Regions from separate parts of the Homo sapiens genome. Here region 2 is linked to region 1. The links are chromatin loops, found by intact Hi-C in ENCODE. Cell type or tissue: psoas muscle. All regions are shown on one strand. Each heading gives the region's core, and the rest is flanking DNA. Links, peaks and the distances in the headings are about the cores only. Region 1 overlaps SIL1 (SIL1 nucleotide exchange factor). Region 2 overlaps SIL1 (SIL1 nucleotide exchange factor).

Region 1 (8,892 bases), core at 3,021-5,520:
ACTGCCGGGATCGGTGATTCCCTGTTGGTGTGGGCTGGTTTAAATGCTCCCTCCATGGGTGGGCGTCAGCTGAGTTTGGTCCAGTTTTTCTATCTGCTCTAATAGGACAGTGTGGAGTTCAGTGCCTCACAGTTGCTGTGCTCTCCCTCTGCCAGTGCCCAGAGACATTCTTCATACCATACTGCCACTGTTGGGGGGGTGGGCGTTAGCAATCCAAGGCTATCTTTTCTATCTCTTCAGTGCGTCTTTCAGCGACACAGAGTTAAAAGAGGCACTGTGAATGCTCACCTGATTTTTGGTTTTCATGAAGGTGCTTTTCTTGTGCAGATAGTTGTTAAATTGGTGTCCTTGCAGGAGGGACAATTGATGGAGCCTTCTATTCCACCATCTTGTTCTGTGTCTTCTCAAAAGTTAAATCTTTCTTTCTTTAAATTTTTTTTTTTTTTAAATTTTGACACAGGGTCTTGCTCTGTTGCTCCAGCTGGAGTGCAGTGGCACAGTCACGACTCACCGCAGCCTTGACCTCCCTGGCTCCACCAGTCCTCCCACCTCAGCCTCCTGAGTAGCTGGGACTACAGGTGTGTGCCACCACAATGGCTCATTTTTGTATTTTTTGTAATTTTGTATTTTTTGCACTTCTCAAAGTGCTTGGATTACAGGCGTGAGCCACTGCACCCAGCCAAAAGTTAAATCTTTCTTGCAGAAGAATTCCAATAATAGGGCTGGGCATGTGGCTTATGCCTGTAATCCCAGCAGTTTGAGAGGCCAAGGCAAGTGGATCACTTGAGGCCAGGAGTTCAAGACCAGCGTGGCCAACATGGTGAAACCCCATCTCTGCTAAAAATACAAAAATTAGCTGGGTATGGTGGCGCACGCCTGTAATTCAGCTACTCAGGAGGTGAGGCACGAGAATTGTTTGAACCCAGGAGGTGGAGGTTGCATTGAGCTGAGATCGCACCACCGTACTCCAGCCTGGGAGACAGAGTGAGATGCTCTCAAAAAAAAAAAAAAAAAAGAATTCCAATAATATATATATATAGATACTCCCCCCTCTAGAAGGTGGAGCTTACATCTTTCCAGTTGGGCTAGACTTACTGACTCATTTCTAAAGAACACATTTTGGAAAAGGAAAAATAGTCACTTTACAGTGGAGAAATCTGGTAAGTACTACCTGTGATCAAGGGTATCAAGTGAGCCAGGGTAATATCACCAGTGTTGTCATGTGGATATGATGCACCCTATGGTATGATGAGACAAAGGGACACTTTACCTTTGTGGTATTCTTCCTCAAAACCAACGACCCCAGTCTAATGAGAAAAACATCAGACAAACCCAGATGGTGGAACATTCTGTAAAATACCTGACCAGTACTCTGCAAACTATCATGGTTTTGATAAACAAGGAAAGACTGAGAAACTGGCATAGACCAGAGAGGACATGACATGTAAATGCATTGTGGTATTGTGAATTGGATGCTGGAACAGGAAGAGGATATTCATGGAAAAACTAGTGAAACATAAAGAGTCTGGAGTCTAGTTAACACTAATATACCAATGTTGGTTTCTTAGTTTTGACAACTGTACTATGGTAATATAAGATGATAGCATTAGGGGAACTGAAACTGAGTAAATGTTGTACAGAAATTCTAGGAACTCTCTGTATTATCACTGAGTTTTCTGTAAGTCCAAAATAATACCAAAAACAAAACTAACCTTGTCTATGAGGCCATCTCTGTCTACCCTTTCAAAAATGTTTTAGCCTTTCTTAACATTTCATATCCCTTTCCCTGCATTATTTTGCTCCTTAGCACTTATTATTTAATCTATAGATTTTACTTAGTGTTGTTTATTGTCTGTTTCCACTACTAGAATGTAAGCCCTGAGTGGACAGAGATTTTGGTCTGTCTTGCTCACATCTGGATCTTCAGAGCCCAGGGCTGTGCTTGGCTCATAACAGGTATTCAATAAAGATTGGCTAATGAATGATAGAATGAATTCTGTTGTATCACCTGTTTATTCTTAAGGTGTGTGAGGAGTTTGTGTTTAGGCCTTTGTTTCTCTTTTGAGATTTCCAGTGGTTTCCCATTCCAATGGGGACATGATTCCTATTGTTTCTTTTCCACTTTTGCTCAGCATGGAAATGAGAGTCAGGTTGGAGGTGGGTTGTACAGAAACACGATGTGTTCACTCCATCAGCAGGAAGAGCAAATAAATAGCTTCATTTACTACTTTCCTGGCAGAAATTGTTTCCGCTGCAGGTGAGGGCTGGTTTATGATGATACCCTCCCCATTTCATGTTTAAACCTGAAACATGATCCAGGACTGGCTTCCTGAGAGGAGGAACACTTATTTCTGATTCTAGTTCAGCCCATGACAGATGTGGAGTATGTGTGGATTTGAAGACAGTGGGGGAAAGCATGGGACTTTTTGATGTGGAGTAAAGCCAGAGAAGGAAAATTCATCTACTCACAGTATGTATTGAGCTTCTCTTTGCCATGCACTGAAAATTTATAGGGTAAAGATAGTGGGAATGTGGACTGGTTCAACAAATCCTGTTCAGTAGAGCCTGACATCATGTGATCCCAAGGGAATTAAATTTGGGACAAATGAAAGAAAATTTACCTCACACAGTGTGTTGTAGATACAGAGTTGAAAGGATTTAAAAGTACCTTAGAAAAATGTAATGGGTAAGGGATTGAAAGAGTTTTGAAGACCTCCATTAACCATCACGGAGAAGAACCAATCTCTTCTATCCTCAGCGCAATGGCCAGGGTATGGAGATTGTGTCAGGTTATTACCTTTTCACACACACGGACTGGGTTAGTGTGGGAAGAGAGATGGAGCTAACTGCGCTCTGAAGGATTGTGGACGGCACCTGTTCAATAACACCTGTCTCCCTGTGTTAGAACTTGATTTATCTCTGTCTTAGTACATTTTATGCTGCTGTAACAGAATAATTGAGACTGGGTAATTTCTAAAGAGCATAGATTTATTTCTTACAATTCTAGAGACTGGGATATCCAAGTTTGAGGAGCTGCATCTGTTGTGGGCCTAGTTGCTGTGGCATACGTGGCCAAAGGCATCATGTGGTGACAGAGCAGGTGCTGGAGAGAGAGCAGAATGGGGCTGAACTTGCCTTTTGTGGGGGGGAACAAAAGAGACGGAGTGTTGCTATGTTGCCTGGGCTGGACTCCTGGGCTCAAGCAAGTCCTCGCGTTTCAGCCTTCCATGTAGTTGGGAAGCTAGGACTATAGGGGCACACCACTGCACCCAGCTGGACTTGCTTTTTTAATAAACTACTCTTGCGAAAACTTACCCACTCCTGTGATAGTGACATTAATCATTCATGAGGGCAAAGCCCTCATGACCTAATCACCTCTTTCAACATTGTCACATTCAGGATTAAGTTTCCAACACATGAACTTTGGAGGCCACATTTAAACCATAGCAACCTCATAATATATTTTAAAGCTTCCATAGAATATACTTCCCAAAGAATGAAGTCATACTGATTTGAGGCCTGAACAAGGTCATTAGGAGCAACAAAATGTAAGATAAAAGGTATTTCCCTTGTGCCTGGCACTCTCCATCTCCTGTTGTTTTCATGTTCCCGTTGTCTTGAGCCCAAAGATGTAGCGGTTCTGCTTTCTGTTTTTGGTGTGGTGCCCATCATACCTGTGGTGTTCTCTGAACAAAGGCCTGTTCCTGCTGGGCACAAAAATTGGGCTGGGCTTGGGGCTATAGATTTCTTTTGGAGATAAATAAGCAGGGTATCTTGCATCCCCTTCCATTTCGCCTGTCTCAAGGAAGAGGCCAAGGGTCCCCTCTTTTTGCAAGTAAAACAGAATGTACTTTCTTAAAACGATTTAAATATCACAGTTGGGTTCAATTTATCTACAGAAATAGACTTATATAAAAGGAAAACTTACAAAGGAGAAATTTCTACCAAATAATGGGCTCCCTTTTTGTTAAAATTTTTTTCCTACCTTTTTCAAGGTCATCCAGTTTAAAGTCTGAGTGTCCAAGAAAGAAGGGAGGGGAGGCCTAGAGGGAGAAGGGAAAGTAGAAGAAACAGAAGTACTTATAGATTCTTTAGGGTAAATCTGAAGTCTTAGTGATCATATGCTTTTTATCAGTACCAGCGATGCAGCCTGCCAGGGGTTTCCCCTCCTTGACCTTTTTCTTCACCTCCTGCTCCCATACTCCCGTTGGATGGTCAGGCAAGGAGGGCTGGCCTCAAGAACCTCAGCTATTCTAAGTCCTTAGCTCTGCCTGTCTGCTGTTTCAGCCAAACTAGATGGCCTAAGATCTCACACAGTCCACTTACTCCCATTTCCAGCCTTGGTGTGAACCCTTTCCCCCATCTGCAGGGCTGTATTGCAAATTACAGCTGTGAAACAAATTGCCACCAACTTAGTGGCTTCAAACACCGTCTCATTTATTATTTCATAGTTGATGTAGGTCAGAAATCTAGGTCCTGGTTAGCCGAGTCTTCTGTTCAGGGTCTCACAGCCTGAAACCAGGGTGTTGGCCAGCCTGTGTCCCTTTCTGGTGGCTCTGGAAAAGAATCTACTTCCAGGCTCATCCAGGTTATTGCCAACATATCTTTGCAGTCACTTCCTAGAAGTCAGACTTCTGGGTCAGAGGGTAAATGCAGTTATAATTTTATTAGATGTTGTCAAATTCCCCTTTATAGGGGCTGTATATGCAAATTTCATTTCCCTAGTCTCGCCTGCAAAGTACTTACAACCTAATAGGTGGAAAGCAGTTTTCTACTGTAGTTTTATTTTATCTTTGTCATGTGATGAGCAAAGTTGAACATCTTTTCATAGAGTCAAATAGCATTGTATTTCTTTTTCTGTGACCTGCCTGTTTATATCTGTAGTCTTTTTTTTCTATTGTGTTTTTGGTCTTTTTCTCCTTATTTTTTAAAAGTTTTTTATATATTGGGGATATTAACACTCTATGATATTAAATTGCAGATACTTTACCTAGTTTGACATTTGTCTTTTTTGCTTATGATATTTTTCCATGCATTTTTATTTTTTATAAAACTTTTTATTTTTGCATAATCAAATTAATATTTTTGTGATTTCTTTTGGATTTTGAATTATAATTAGGAAAGTTATTTACTTTCAACAAGTTGTTGCCACCAACTTATAATTAGGAAAGTTATTATTTACTACTCCCAGATTATAGAGTAGTTGACCTATGCTTTCTTTTGGTACTTATATGTTTTCATTTTGTATATTTAAAGATTTAATTTGTTTGGAATTTATCTTGACATGTAGGCATAAGACATGGGGTTAATTTTTACCTTTTTCAGTATGTCTGTTGAGTTATCCCAACACTGCTTATTAAAAAGTTTGACTTGGCCAGGTGCAGTGGCTCACTCCTGTTACAATCCCGGCCCTTTGGGAGGCTGAGGTGGGCAGATGGATTGAAGCCAGGTATTTGAGACCAGTCTGGGCAACAGAGAGAGATCCTGTCTCTACAAAAAAGAAAAAAAATTAGCCAGGTGTAGTGGTGCGTGCCTGTAGTCCTAGCTACTCCAGAAGCTGAGGTGGGAGAATCGCTTGGGCCCAAGAGTTTGAGGTTGCAGTGATCATACTACTGCACTCCAGCCTGGCCGACAGAGCGAGACCCTGTCTAAAAAAGAAAGTGCTTTCCCTATAGATTTGAGATGCTGCTCTTACTGTATATTAAATTTCTGTGTGCAGTTGGGTCTGTTTTTGAATGTTCTTTTCTGCTTCATTGGTAATTCTGTCTATTCATGCACCAGTATCAAACCATTTTAATTGTAGAGGTTTTGCAATATGTTTTATTATCCAGTAGGTCATTCTAGTTTTATTTCTGTGCGCTCCTGTTTGTGTGTATGTGTATCTAGATGGCAGTTGGAGACATGAGAACTGATGAGCCCCAGAAGAGAATCAAGAGCATCCTGAGAAGTTTCAACTCTTAACAGTCAGGTAGAAGAGGGTGAGCTGGCAAAGGAGAGGCTGTAGTGGCAGGAACTCATCAGGTATTCAGTCTCAAGGAAGTCAGGGCAGAATACTTACTTTAGGACTGAGGAACTGGCCTCCTGTGTCATGTGCTGCCAAGAAATCTCAGGAGGGGAGGAGTGAGAAGCATCAGTGGTTGTCACTGGGTGAGAGTGGAGTGGTGTGGAGTGGGCTTTGGAGTGAATGGCGGGTAAGGAGGTCTAGACATTCCTTGAGAAGTTATCAGTATAAGAAAAATGAAAGGAGATGAGAAAAGATGCTACCCAGAAGAGGTCTAGGGAAGTTTTTCTTTATTCTTTTTCTTACATTGAGGTTAAATTTATATAATATAAAATTAATCATTTTAAAGTGAGAAGCTCAGTGGTATTTAGTACATTCATTATGTTGTGCAATCACCGCTTCTATTTAATCCGAAAACATTTTCATCACCTCAAAAGGAAATCCCATACCCGCTGAGCAGTTTATCCACATTTCCCTATCCTCTAACATCTGACAACCACAAAGCTCCTTTCTGTCTTTATGGATCTACTCATTTTGGATATTTCATGTAAATGGAGTCATACATACATGAGTTTTTGTGTCTGTCTTCTTTCACTGAGCATAATAATTTTTGAAGTTCACCCATGATGTAGCATGTATCAATACTTCATGCCTTTTTATGGCTGAATAATGTATCATTGTATGGAGATACCATTGTATGGACAAATTTGTTTATTCATCTGCTGATGGACTCTTTATGTCTTTTTTAACAAAAAGAAACTATTTATAAATGCTGATGAGAGACTCTAGTACATAGGGACAGGTGGAAGCTTCAGGAGAGAGGGTGGGTAAGAAGTAAAGTTCTTCAAAAGGTGGACTCCATCTGTTTGCTGGTGGGAAGCTGGGGAGACCCTGTCTGACAGCTTCTGTTTGCTCTGTGATGTAGAAGGCCAGGCCTCCACTGAGAGTGGAGAGTCAGAAGTTCAAGGGAAGGGTAAGAATCTGAACTAGTGATTGAGTAGTGAGTAGTATGTGCTAACTAGAGAATGTGGTTATGATTTATGGGTGGTGCTGGACAGTTGAAATCTTTTCCCACTGTTTCAGTTCAGAAAAGGCCTTCTCAGGAGTCTTTCAAATGTTAAATAGTCACAGAGGGGATATTTACTATTTCTGCCTCCTCCTTTCTAAGACAGTGTTCCAACCGTATATACTAGAGCTTGGAGTTCTGCCACAAACAGAACCCACAAGGTGTAGCAGCTTCTCAAATTTGAAAAACTTTTGGTAAGTGTTGTGGGTTGGGTTCTCCTGAAGCCGATGCTGAGATAGAGGTTTGAATGCAGTATGTTTATTAGAGATCGACCCCTACAAAAGGAAGGGGGAGGAAGTAGGATCGGGCAGAGGAAGCAGTCAAACTTTGATGTAAGCCTGATGAAGTCTTGTGCATCCCAGTGAGGAGTTCTGAAGTGAGTATTGTCCTTCAGATGATCCTGAATTAGGCTAAAATGGTTAGGTTTTTATATCCATGCCTGGCTCAGTCACTAGTTACAGGCTGTCCTAAACAATCATGACTTCATGCAAAGTAGCTCTCTGCAACTGAGGCAGACCCTGCAGGAGCTGAAAAGTGTAGACTGTCTGCTGACCAAAGCCAAGTCTTCCCTTGAAAGGGCCATGGAGGATTCTGGGCTTATCTGCCACAGTATAGGCAGTCTAGTTGGGAGTCCAGCTGGAATAGCTTGGAGTCCAGGCATGTGCGCACTGGACTTCCTTCACAAGGACTCTTCCCATTATTGCCCCAGAAATTGTTCTTAGAAACTGAGCTGATGGACAGGAGCTGGGTGGGGTAGTGGAGGTGGCATCAGAAGTTACACTCTGCTTTTCAGGTAGAATGAGCTCAGCCCTGGCATTTGAGGACAGGGCATGTGTTCCCATGGGGAATGAAATCCCACTTATTAGAAAGGCTTTATTGTCAGCCAGTCAACTGACCAGGAATGATTTGGATTTTGAAAATGTATCATGATATTTTTGACTTCACTGTTATTTGTCAGAGAAATGACAAAAAGGAAAGGGCACTTAGTCAGCAGTCAGCAACTGTTTGCTGAACAAGTGAATGAAAGAATCATTGTGGGCAGAACAGCAGCAGGAAGCAGAGGGTCAGATTCTCTGTCATCTTTTCAGAGGAGTCTGAGCTCCAGTGGCAGCAGCTCCACGGGCCTAATGATTGCTTAGCATGGAAAGAGAGGGCAAAGGATAGAACCTGGAGCAGAGGCAGTGTTCCATGGTGGGCCAGGGAGGTACCTACATTATGGTGGACATGGATGCCAGCTGCCTTGGCTGGTTTGGAGGAGGGAGGGAGTGAGCACCTGGCTGTGGGTGGGTGGCTGGATGCTAGCCACATTAGCCACTTGGGATGTGGAGGGGTGGTCTGGTAACCTCTCCCTGAGGAGGCTTTTTCTTCTTCCCATTGTTTGAGAACTTGGTGTAAGGGAGAAGGTTTTCTCTTAAGCCCAGTTGCTCCTATATCCTGAGAAACTCTAGGGTCCATACCCACTTCTCCTGTGGCCTTCCCCTACTTTTGACATTTTCCTCTCATAACCTGTCAGCCTCACCTCCTCTATTGTCTTCTCTCCCAGAACTTAAAACAGTATGACTGCTCCCTCAAAACAGTATGATTGCTCCCCCAGTTCCCATAAGCCTATTGTTTCACCTCAGGGAGCCAGGACTGTAGCCCATCAGCAGTCATCTTATTTTTATTTTTTGAGATAGGGTCTCGCTCTGTCACCCAAGCTGGGGTGCAGTGGCATCATCATAGCTCACTGCAGCCTGGAAACTCCTGGGCTCAAGCAGTTCTCCCGCCTCCGCCTCCTAAGTAGCTGGGATTATAGGCCTGTCTTGGTTCTTAGAGTCTTTCAATG
Region 2 (8,892 bases), core at 3,876-6,375, 47 kb before region 1:
GGGATCTTGCTCTGTCACTCAGACTAAAGTGCAATGGCACTGTCATAGCCCACTGCAGCCTTGAGTTCCTAGCCTCAAGCAATCCTCCTGCCTCAGCCTCCCAAGTAGCTGGGATTACAGGCATGAATCACTGTGCCCAGCAGTTTTGTTCTCCTGCTTCAAGATTGTTTTGGATATTCAGGGTCCCTTGAAACTCCATGTGAATTTTAGGATGGGTTTTTCCATTTCTGCAAAAAATCCACTGGAATTTTGAAAGGGATTGCGTTGCATCTGCGTATTGCTTTGGGTAATACTATCATTTTAGCAATATCATATCTTTGAATCATGAACCTAAAATGACTTTTTATTTATTTATGTGTTGTACAGAAAAATTGAAATGGAGATCTTCTTTTATTTCTTCAGCAGCGTTTTGTAGTTTTCAGTGTAAAGTCTTTTGCTTCATTGGCAAAATTTATTCCTAAGTGTTCTTTTTGATACTGTTTTAAATGGAATTGCTTTCTTAGTTTCCTTTTTGGATCGTTCATCTCTGGGATATAGAAATACAACTGATTTTTGTGTGTTGGTTTTATGTCCTGCAACTTTACTGAATTTATTAGCTCTAACAGGTTTTATTTGTGAAGGTTTTCTATGCATAAGATCATATCATTGGCTGGGCGTGGTGGCTTATGCCCGTAATCCCAGAGCTTTGGGAGGCTAAGGTGGGCGGATTGCCTGAGGTCAGGAGTTCGAGACCAGCCTGGCCAACAAGGTGAAACCCCATCTCTACTAAAAATACAAAAACTTAGCCATGTGTGGTGGTACATGCCTGTAATCCCAGCTACTTGGGAGGCTGAGGCATGAGAATCGCTTGAACCCAGGAGGCAGAGGTTGCAGTGAGCCTAGATTACGCCCCGCTACTCTAACCTGGGCAACAAGAGCGAAACTCCATCTTAACAAAACAAAACAAAAAACCATATATATATATATATATATATGTGTGTGTGTGTGTGTGTGTGTGTGTGTGTGTGTGTGTATATATGTATATACACATGTGTATATACATATGTGTGTATATATGTGTTTATATATGTATATATACATATATGTATATACATTTATATGTGTATATACACATATATATGTATATATCATCTGCACATAGAATAGTTTTACATCTTCCTTTCCAATATGGATGCCTTTTATTCTTTTCTTGCCTAATTGCTCTGGCTAGAACTTATAGTATTATGTTGAATAGAAGTGGTGAAAGTGGGTGGCCGGGCGCGGTGGCTCACGCTTGTAATCCCAGCACTTTGGAAGGCCAAGGTGGGCGGATCACGAGGTCAGGAGATTGAGACCATCCTGGCTAACACAGTGAAACCCTGTCTACTAAAAATACAAAAAAAATTAGCCAGGCGTGGTGGCGGGCACCTGTAGTCCCAGCTACTCAGGAGGCTGATGCAGGAGAATGGCGTGAACCCGGAAGGCAGAGCTTGCAGTGAACCGAGATCGCGCCACTGCACTCCAGCCTGGGCAACAGAGCGAGACTCTATCTCAAAAAAAAATAAATAAATAAGTAAAAGAGGTGGTGAAAGTGGGTATCTTTGTCGTGTTCTTGGTCTTTGGGGAAAAGCTTTCAGTCTTTCACCATTAAATATGATGCTAGCTGTGGGTTTTTCATATATGCCTTTTATTATGTTGAGGATGTTCTTTTCTATTCCGGGTTTATTGGGTATTTTTTATTATGAAAGGATATTGGATTTTGTCAGTTGCTTTTTCAGTATCCATTGAAATGATCATGTGGTTTTTTTCCTTCATTCTATTAATGTGGTGTATTACATTGATTGCATTTCATATGTTGAGCCACTCTTGTATTCCTGGGATAAAACACCACTTGATCATGTTGTATAATTCTCTTAATATGCTGCTGAATTTTGGCTTGCTAGTATTTTGTTCAGGATTTTTTGCATGTATATTATAAGAGATATTGGTCTGGAGTCTTCTTATAGTGTCTTTGTCTTGCTTTGGTTTCAGGGTAATGCTGACTTCATAGAATGAATTAGGAAGTGTTTCCCTTCTCTTTGGTTTTTGTGAAGAGTTTGAGAAGGATTAGTGTACTGCTACCCTTCTTAACAGGCACCTTGCTGGCCAGTAAGTGCCTGTTAAACTCCTACCTTTTTGGAGCTTTGGCTTTGAAGTTGGGCCAGGTGAACTTTTCCATACTTTTTTGTTTTGACACTTCCATCTTGGCCGCCTGTCTGGGCAGCCAGCCATTCTGATTATGCAGCCTGGAAACTGCCCTTACAGGGTCAAGTTGCTAAGTTGGACTTTAAGACTGCGGCTTTTTCCATGTGTTCTCTGTTTCCTTTGGCTGATGAGTGTATGGTCTGATCTTGGGTTTGCTGAACAAGAACAAGGCCTCTGAGCCATTCAGGAGATCAGAACAAGTCAGCTGATAAGGGAGTAGGTTCTGTGCTGAAAATAATGTATTTTAAAGTGTTTTCTCAGATATTTAACATTTCAGGGTGAAAGATTCCATTGAGCACAGTTTTCCATAATTCTAAGTTCACATGTGATCATAGAGGTGGCCACACACACTTCTTTCCAAAGTAGTAATTTACATATGTATGCCATTAGGTTCTGCTGCTTTCACTTCCACTCAACAATTTTTTATGCATCTGCTTTTAAAGATAGGGGTCTCGCTATTGCCCAACCTGGAGTGCAGTGGTGTGATCATAGCTCACTGCAGCCCTGAACTCCTGGGCTCAAGCCATCCTCCCACCTCAGCCTCCTGAGTAGTTGAGACCATAGTTGCATCACCATGCCCTGCTAATGAAAAAAAAATTTTTTTTTTTTTTTTGTAGAGACAGAGTCTTACTTTGCTGCCCAGGCTGATCTTGAACTCCTAGCTTCAAGTCATCCTCCTACCTAGGCCTCCCAAAGTGCTGGGATTACAGGTGTGAACCATTGTGCCTGGCCAGCACCTGTTTTTATGTATTACCACAGTCCATATTTTTACCTATTTTAATGGCAGTGTTATTTTCCATTGTACTCTTCCAAATGGTTCTTTTTAGATTATTGATTTTATTAAATCAATGGCTATTTTTTGAGTGCCAGGAAAAGTGCTGGGCAATGAGGAGACAGTGGTATGTTACACAGACAATTGTCCCTCCCGCTGTGGAGCTCCCAGTCAGATGGATTCTAGTTATAGGCCTATGAAATAGAGCTTCACTGACACCTAAAACAGCCCTGGAGAGGATGAGGAGTTTGTGCAGTCCCTAGCTCTGGTTCCTATTGCTGCCTTCTAAAATGCGGGGGGACGTCTTGGCAGGACAGTGTCAGTTCTGCTTGTAACTGTGCTCTCAGCAAAGCACAGGATGGAAACCCTGTGACCATGGCAGAGATGGCTCTGAAGTGGAGCTGCCGCAGCAGGGAGAACTGCTGTTTCCTAGGCAATACTCTGCTTAATATTTTTAGCATGTGGTCATGACAGAACTAAATGTGGTTTCTGATCCCAAATTGGTAATAAATGTAGCCATATTTAGAGTCAGAAACAATGCATTTAAAATCCTCTGCTCCTTAATTGTCCTGCCAAGTACTGAGTTTAGGTTTCTTTGTTTCTTGGCTACCTACCCAGCTTCCTACCATCCCTTGTAGAAGGTGCCCGGATTTTCTCTGGGCATTCGGTGGGATTGTGAAAGCCGTGAGTTATGGCTCCCTGAGCTGTGTTGAGAGGCATCTGATTTTTGTGTTTCTGCCCACATATGTAAATGTGTACATTTTAAAATTCATCTCCCTTTCAAGTTTTTAAGGATCTGGTATTATAAATAGTCTTGGGCTCTCAGGCATGTTAAAAATAAAATGTTGCAGTTGCTGACTTACCTGGAAGACATAGTTGATACCAACATGGTAGTAGCAAGTCCTGTGCTTGGTGACCCATCCTCGTATTGTTGCTAAGTGTTTCTGTAAGTAAATGCTATTTTCTTGGGGCTCCCCAATTAGTTTAAGGAGTACCCTAATTATTGCCTAGCTCATTATTACAAAGTTGTAATTAGTGTCTTTTTTTTTTTTTTGAGACAGAGTCTTGCTCTGTCGCCCAGGCTGGAGGGCAGTGGCTCGATCTCGGCTCACTGCAACCTCCGCCTCCCAGGCTCAAGCAATTCTCTTGCCTCAGGCTCCCGAGTAGCTGGGATTACAGGCACCCATCACCACACCTGGCTAATTTTTGTATTTTTAGTAGAGACGGGGTTTCACCGTGTTGGCCAGGCTAGTCTTGAACTTCTGCCTCAAGTGATCCACCTGCCTCGGCCTCCCAAAGTTCTGGGATTACAGGCATGAGCCACTGCACCCAGCCTCAACTAATTTTTGTATTTTTTAGTAGAGATGAGGTTTCACCATGTTGGCCAGGCTGGTCTTGAACTCCTGACCTCGGGTGATCCACCTGCCTCAGCCTCCCAAAGTTTTGGGATTACAGGTGTAAGCCACCATGCCCGGCCCCAACTAGTTTTTGTATTTTTTAGTAGAGATGAGGTTTCACCATGTTGGCCAGGCTGGTCTTGAACTCCTGACCTCATGTGATCCACCTGCCTCAGCCTCCCAAAATGCTAGGATTACAGGTGTGAGCCACTGCGCCTGTCCTTTTCTTTTTAATAATTATGCTGTCTGAGACTAAGATGTGGAAGGCCACATTATCCACTGAATGTGAACAGGACATCATCCACCTGAGGCAAGTGACAATATCTTTTGTATATTCTGTTCCATAGTATGGTGCCCAGTGTGCTCAAGGAACTGACATTAATGCTGAAATTATCTTTGTGTGGTATTTGCTTTTAGAGTGTGAGTGCTGAATGCTTGCAATAGAAATGGCAAACAAATTGTACTTACCAGTTAGCAGATAGTTCCTTTAGAACTATGGACTGGAAATCATACCTTCTTCCCTATTTTAGCCCCTTTAAGAGGCCCTGATGTTTTCTGGAAGCTTAGAGACATCAGGGGAAAGGAAAGATGAATTCTGATCTCTCCTCCCCTCGAACCCTGACCGTGGTATCTGGATGACTGTGGTGTGAAAGTCCCTGGTGTTCTTTGGGAGCAGGCTATAGAGAAAGCCCATCGCACATACTGTCAGGAGATCCAGTTACTATTTTAAAAGGGGAGGGAAGAAAAGCCCTGGGACCCTTAGTCCCTGGATGCTAGCTGCATCTGTCTACAGTGGTCCCAGCAGTCTAGGTCAGCTGCATTTGCCCCGGCTGTTCCTACTCTCCCTGACTCCCCCTTAGAGGTAGGAGAGTGGCAGCAGGAATTTGGAGACAGGCCTGAGTCATCAGGAAGCGGGACTCTGAAGTGTTTGATGTCAGTCAGCTGGCACTGATGCAGAGCCAGCCAGCATCGCTTAAAGGTTTCAATGGAAATGTGTCTGTAACCACCCAGAGTATAGTCCAGGTGTGTGGGCTGACTTGTGGCTCAGGGAAGCTAGTCTCCAAAGAGGGGCTTGGTTGTCAGAACAGAAGACAGTTCTGTATGGGGGTGAAGCCCTCGCTGCTTTTGCTTATCCTATTCTTTGCTCAGAATTTTCTCTAATAATAGTAGTGAGAGCTATAAGCTTTATGAGCCCTCATTTTGTGTCAGGCACTGTGCTATATGCTCTATGTCATCTCATTTAATATAGACAGTCATACTAAATAGTTACTATCAAGTCCTCTTATAGATGAAGGGGTTGAAACTTGTAGAGGTTAAGCATCTGGCCCAAAGTCACACAGCTAGTAGGGGAGACTTGGCTCAAAATCCAGAGCCTGCATTCTTCCTATTACACTGTAGTGGGTTGGAAGGGAATGGAGCTTCTTGTAACCTTGGTTGTTATCAGACATGGGCTGATCACTCCCGGTACCTCAGGCAGGGTCAAGGATCAGGTATAAGGAGTAGGTCCCCTTGTCTGTATCTTGCTAGGAGCTTACAGTCTAGGACCTACTGGAAAGTACAGACTAGGACCTGAGTATTCCTCTGATTCATCTGGTCAACTGCTGGTATGCTTAGGCAAGCCCCATTCACCAAAGAAGACTCCGTCTTTGTCTGCCATGTAGAAATACTTCTGTCTTGTGTATTTTCTGCATGGAGGGGCGAGGTGTCAAGTTCTTGCCAGACAGTTGGGTGTGTGTATATACGTGGTGTGTGTGGTTGTGGTTTGTGTGTGTGTGTGTGTGTATATGTGTGTGTGTGCCTGGCACTGGGCTCCATGAAGGGGAGCAGGGATGCTTTTGCTTCGTGTATAGCTAGGAAGCTTGAGTGATAGGAGTTTAAGGGATCAAGTCACAAAGGAAGCCTGGCTGCAATCTGAGTCAAGGGATTTCTTCTTCCTGAATGCCTGTGCCTATGCCTTGGCTGGTCTGTGCCAAGGGCATTTAGTAATCAAGGTGCCTGTGTGTGGTATGTGTGTGTGTGCGCGTGTGTGTGGTGTGTGTTTGTGTGTGGTGCAGAAACTAGAACATGGTAGAGGTGGGTCTTTCCACAAGAGGGCCCCAGTAGGCTCATTTAAAAATTTCTGTCCTTTCTACATATGGCTAGCCAGTTTTCCCAGCACCCATTCAGAGGTGGGAATTGAACAATGAGAACACATGGACACAGGAAGGGGAACATCACACACCGGGGACTGTTGTGGGGTTGGGGGAGGGGGGAGGGATAGCATTAGGAGATATACCTAATGCTAAATGACGAGTTAATGGGTGCAGCACACCAACATTGCACATGCATACATATGTAACAAACCTGCACATTGTGCACATGTACCCTAAAACTTAAAGTATAATAATAATAAAATTAAAAAAAAAATTTCTGTCCTGACACAAAATGTGCCTTTTTATTTATACTGTTGCAGAACAAATAAAATGATGAGTCCAGTTTCTGTGGCTGATTTCACAGACCCCTCGAGAGACAGCACGGCTATGGAAAGAGCATGGCTTTGGGGCCAAACTGGCTTTGAATTCTGACTCTACTGCTCTGTGGCTGCATGAACTCTGGCACGTTACTTAACCTCTCTGAATTTTGGTCCCCTCATGGGTAAAATGAGCAGCATATTGGAACCACCTCAGAGGGTTGTCGTGAAGAGTAAATGAACTAATACTTTGCTTGCAACATGGAAAGTTCTCTATAAATGTTGACTATAATTATTATTTGACAGAATTAATTTTCCTCTGGGATGCCCAGATAGTATATTTGAATGCTGGGGGAAGGGGTGGCACTAGGGTATTTCTCTGTCTCCGCCATGGCGGAGTTATTATTACATTTCCACAAAGTGGAAGGACTAAAGCCTCCGGGCAGTCTGAGGCATGGCTGAGAGCCCAGAGAAGGTAGAATTGTGTCTGATGGGAGTTTCTTCTTAGAAATTTTACCTCCCTGCCCCCTCCTTCTGCTGGAGTGACTGATGCCCATCATTGTCCTGAGGTCATGTGTGTTGTGGGGTAGCTCTTCATCAATCATAGGAACTTATGTATGGTATTGAAGAATCCCTCTGTTGCACCCATGGAGGAATTTTTTTTTCTCTTTTCTCATTAAGACTTTAGTGAAATGTTGAAAAATCACATTTAGAAATGTGGCCTCAAATCTTCAAAATTTAGTGGACCCATTGAGCCTTTTGGAGTGGCCTACCCTTGTGCCTCTATGTCTTCATCTGTGGACACTCTTTTGAAGGGCCCTCTGACTGCCTCATTGCCAAATCCAGTGACTGATCTCCTGACATTGTTGCCTACAACTGGATTTTCTCAGGATTCTCCACTCTTTTGACCTGTGTAGGTCTGCACTAATCATGTGGCTGCTCCTCTGGTTTCCTTGCTTGCTCCCTTTTCCTAACGTGCAGCCATGAGTTGAAGACTATGCTTGGTCCGCTGTCCTTTTCTCTCTAAGGTTTCTCCCTAGAAAGATAGTCGCTCTGCTCCTGTTGCTTTGATGATCACCTCTGTGTTGATAGCACTGAAACTCTTGCCCTGCCTTAGCCCTGTCTACCTCTTCGTCTTCAACAGGTATGAGGTTGCCACAGCCTTCCTGGATCCATTGATAAGTTCCACGCCTAATGGCATTGAATTCCAATTGTTCTCTATGTAGGTATTGAGTGCCTGCCATGTCTTCTGGGTCTTTAGCAGTCCAAATAAAGATTGAGCCTTAAGCTCACTTCTAGCATTCAGATTCTTTGCAAGCTGTGGCCAAGTAGGAGAGATCTGGAGAGGGCCAGGCTAGGCTTTTTATTCAGTCACTCTGCTTGTCATGTGATTTCTTTTTTTTCTAATTTTGAGACAGAGCCTCACTCTGTCACCCAGGCTAGAGTGCAGAGGCATGATCTCGGCTCACTGCAACCTCTGCTTCCTAGGTTCAAGAGATTCTCCTGTCTCAGCCTCCCGAGTAGCTGGGATTACAGGCGTGCACCATGACACCCGGCTAATTTTTTTGTATTTTTAGTAGAGATGGGGTTTTGCCATGTTGGCCAGGCTGGTCTCGAGCTCCTGACCTCAAGTGATCTGCCTGCCTTGGCCTCCCAAAGTACTGGGATTACAGGTGTGAGCCACCATGCCCGATTGTGTCATGTGATTTCTTTTCATTGGATGCACTAACTTTTGTCGCTGTGATTGCAGTTTTTTTTTTTTTTTTTTGCTAGTTTGTTTAGCTCCCTTCTTGAAGATCTGTATTCTTCTCTACTGGAGTGGGAATGGAGTAGGTCGTGTTCCACCTCTGGGAGTACAGAGAAAGGGCTAGGAATGCTCCTCACTGCCCTTCCCATTTCATCCCATCCCATGTTGTCTTCCTTCCAGGTGCCTATTCCCAGCTGGGCCTGTGGAGCCCTTCTTGGCTCCCTGTGCCCTCTGGCAGGGCTAACATCTGTACTGCCACTGTTCTCCCTTGCAGGCTGCACGGTGGATTTTGTAGCTCTCTGTA

Evidence for each region. Hi-C counts contacts between places; a loop is a spot of excess contacts. Peaks named below come from ENCODE experiments on the same cell type or tissue, not always from the same donor. Only the 100,000 strongest peaks of a DNase experiment are listed, where the experiment ranks them.
Region 2: it touches region 1 in a loop (2.1-fold over the local background); 8 of 110 quality-filtered maps call a loop at or near these places.

Annotation. Positions count from the first base shown.
Region 1 is chr5:139,087,389-139,096,280 of GRCh38, reverse strand. All of the region lies in intron 3 of SIL1 (SIL1 nucleotide exchange factor), which reads left to right. Among named protein-coding and RNA genes, the nearest start is that of SIL1, 110 kb to the left of the region's middle. In psoas muscle, for the core only: a CTCF peak has its summit at 4,369; no DNase peak of the experiment used is centred there.
Region 2 is chr5:139,135,427-139,144,318 of GRCh38, reverse strand. The region is part of intron 1 of SIL1 (SIL1 nucleotide exchange factor); the gene reads left to right. Among named protein-coding and RNA genes, the nearest start is that of SIL1, 58 kb to the left of the region's middle. In psoas muscle, for the core only: no CTCF peak of the experiment used is centred there; a DNase peak (open chromatin) is centred at 5,308; H3K27ac peaks cover 2,500 bases.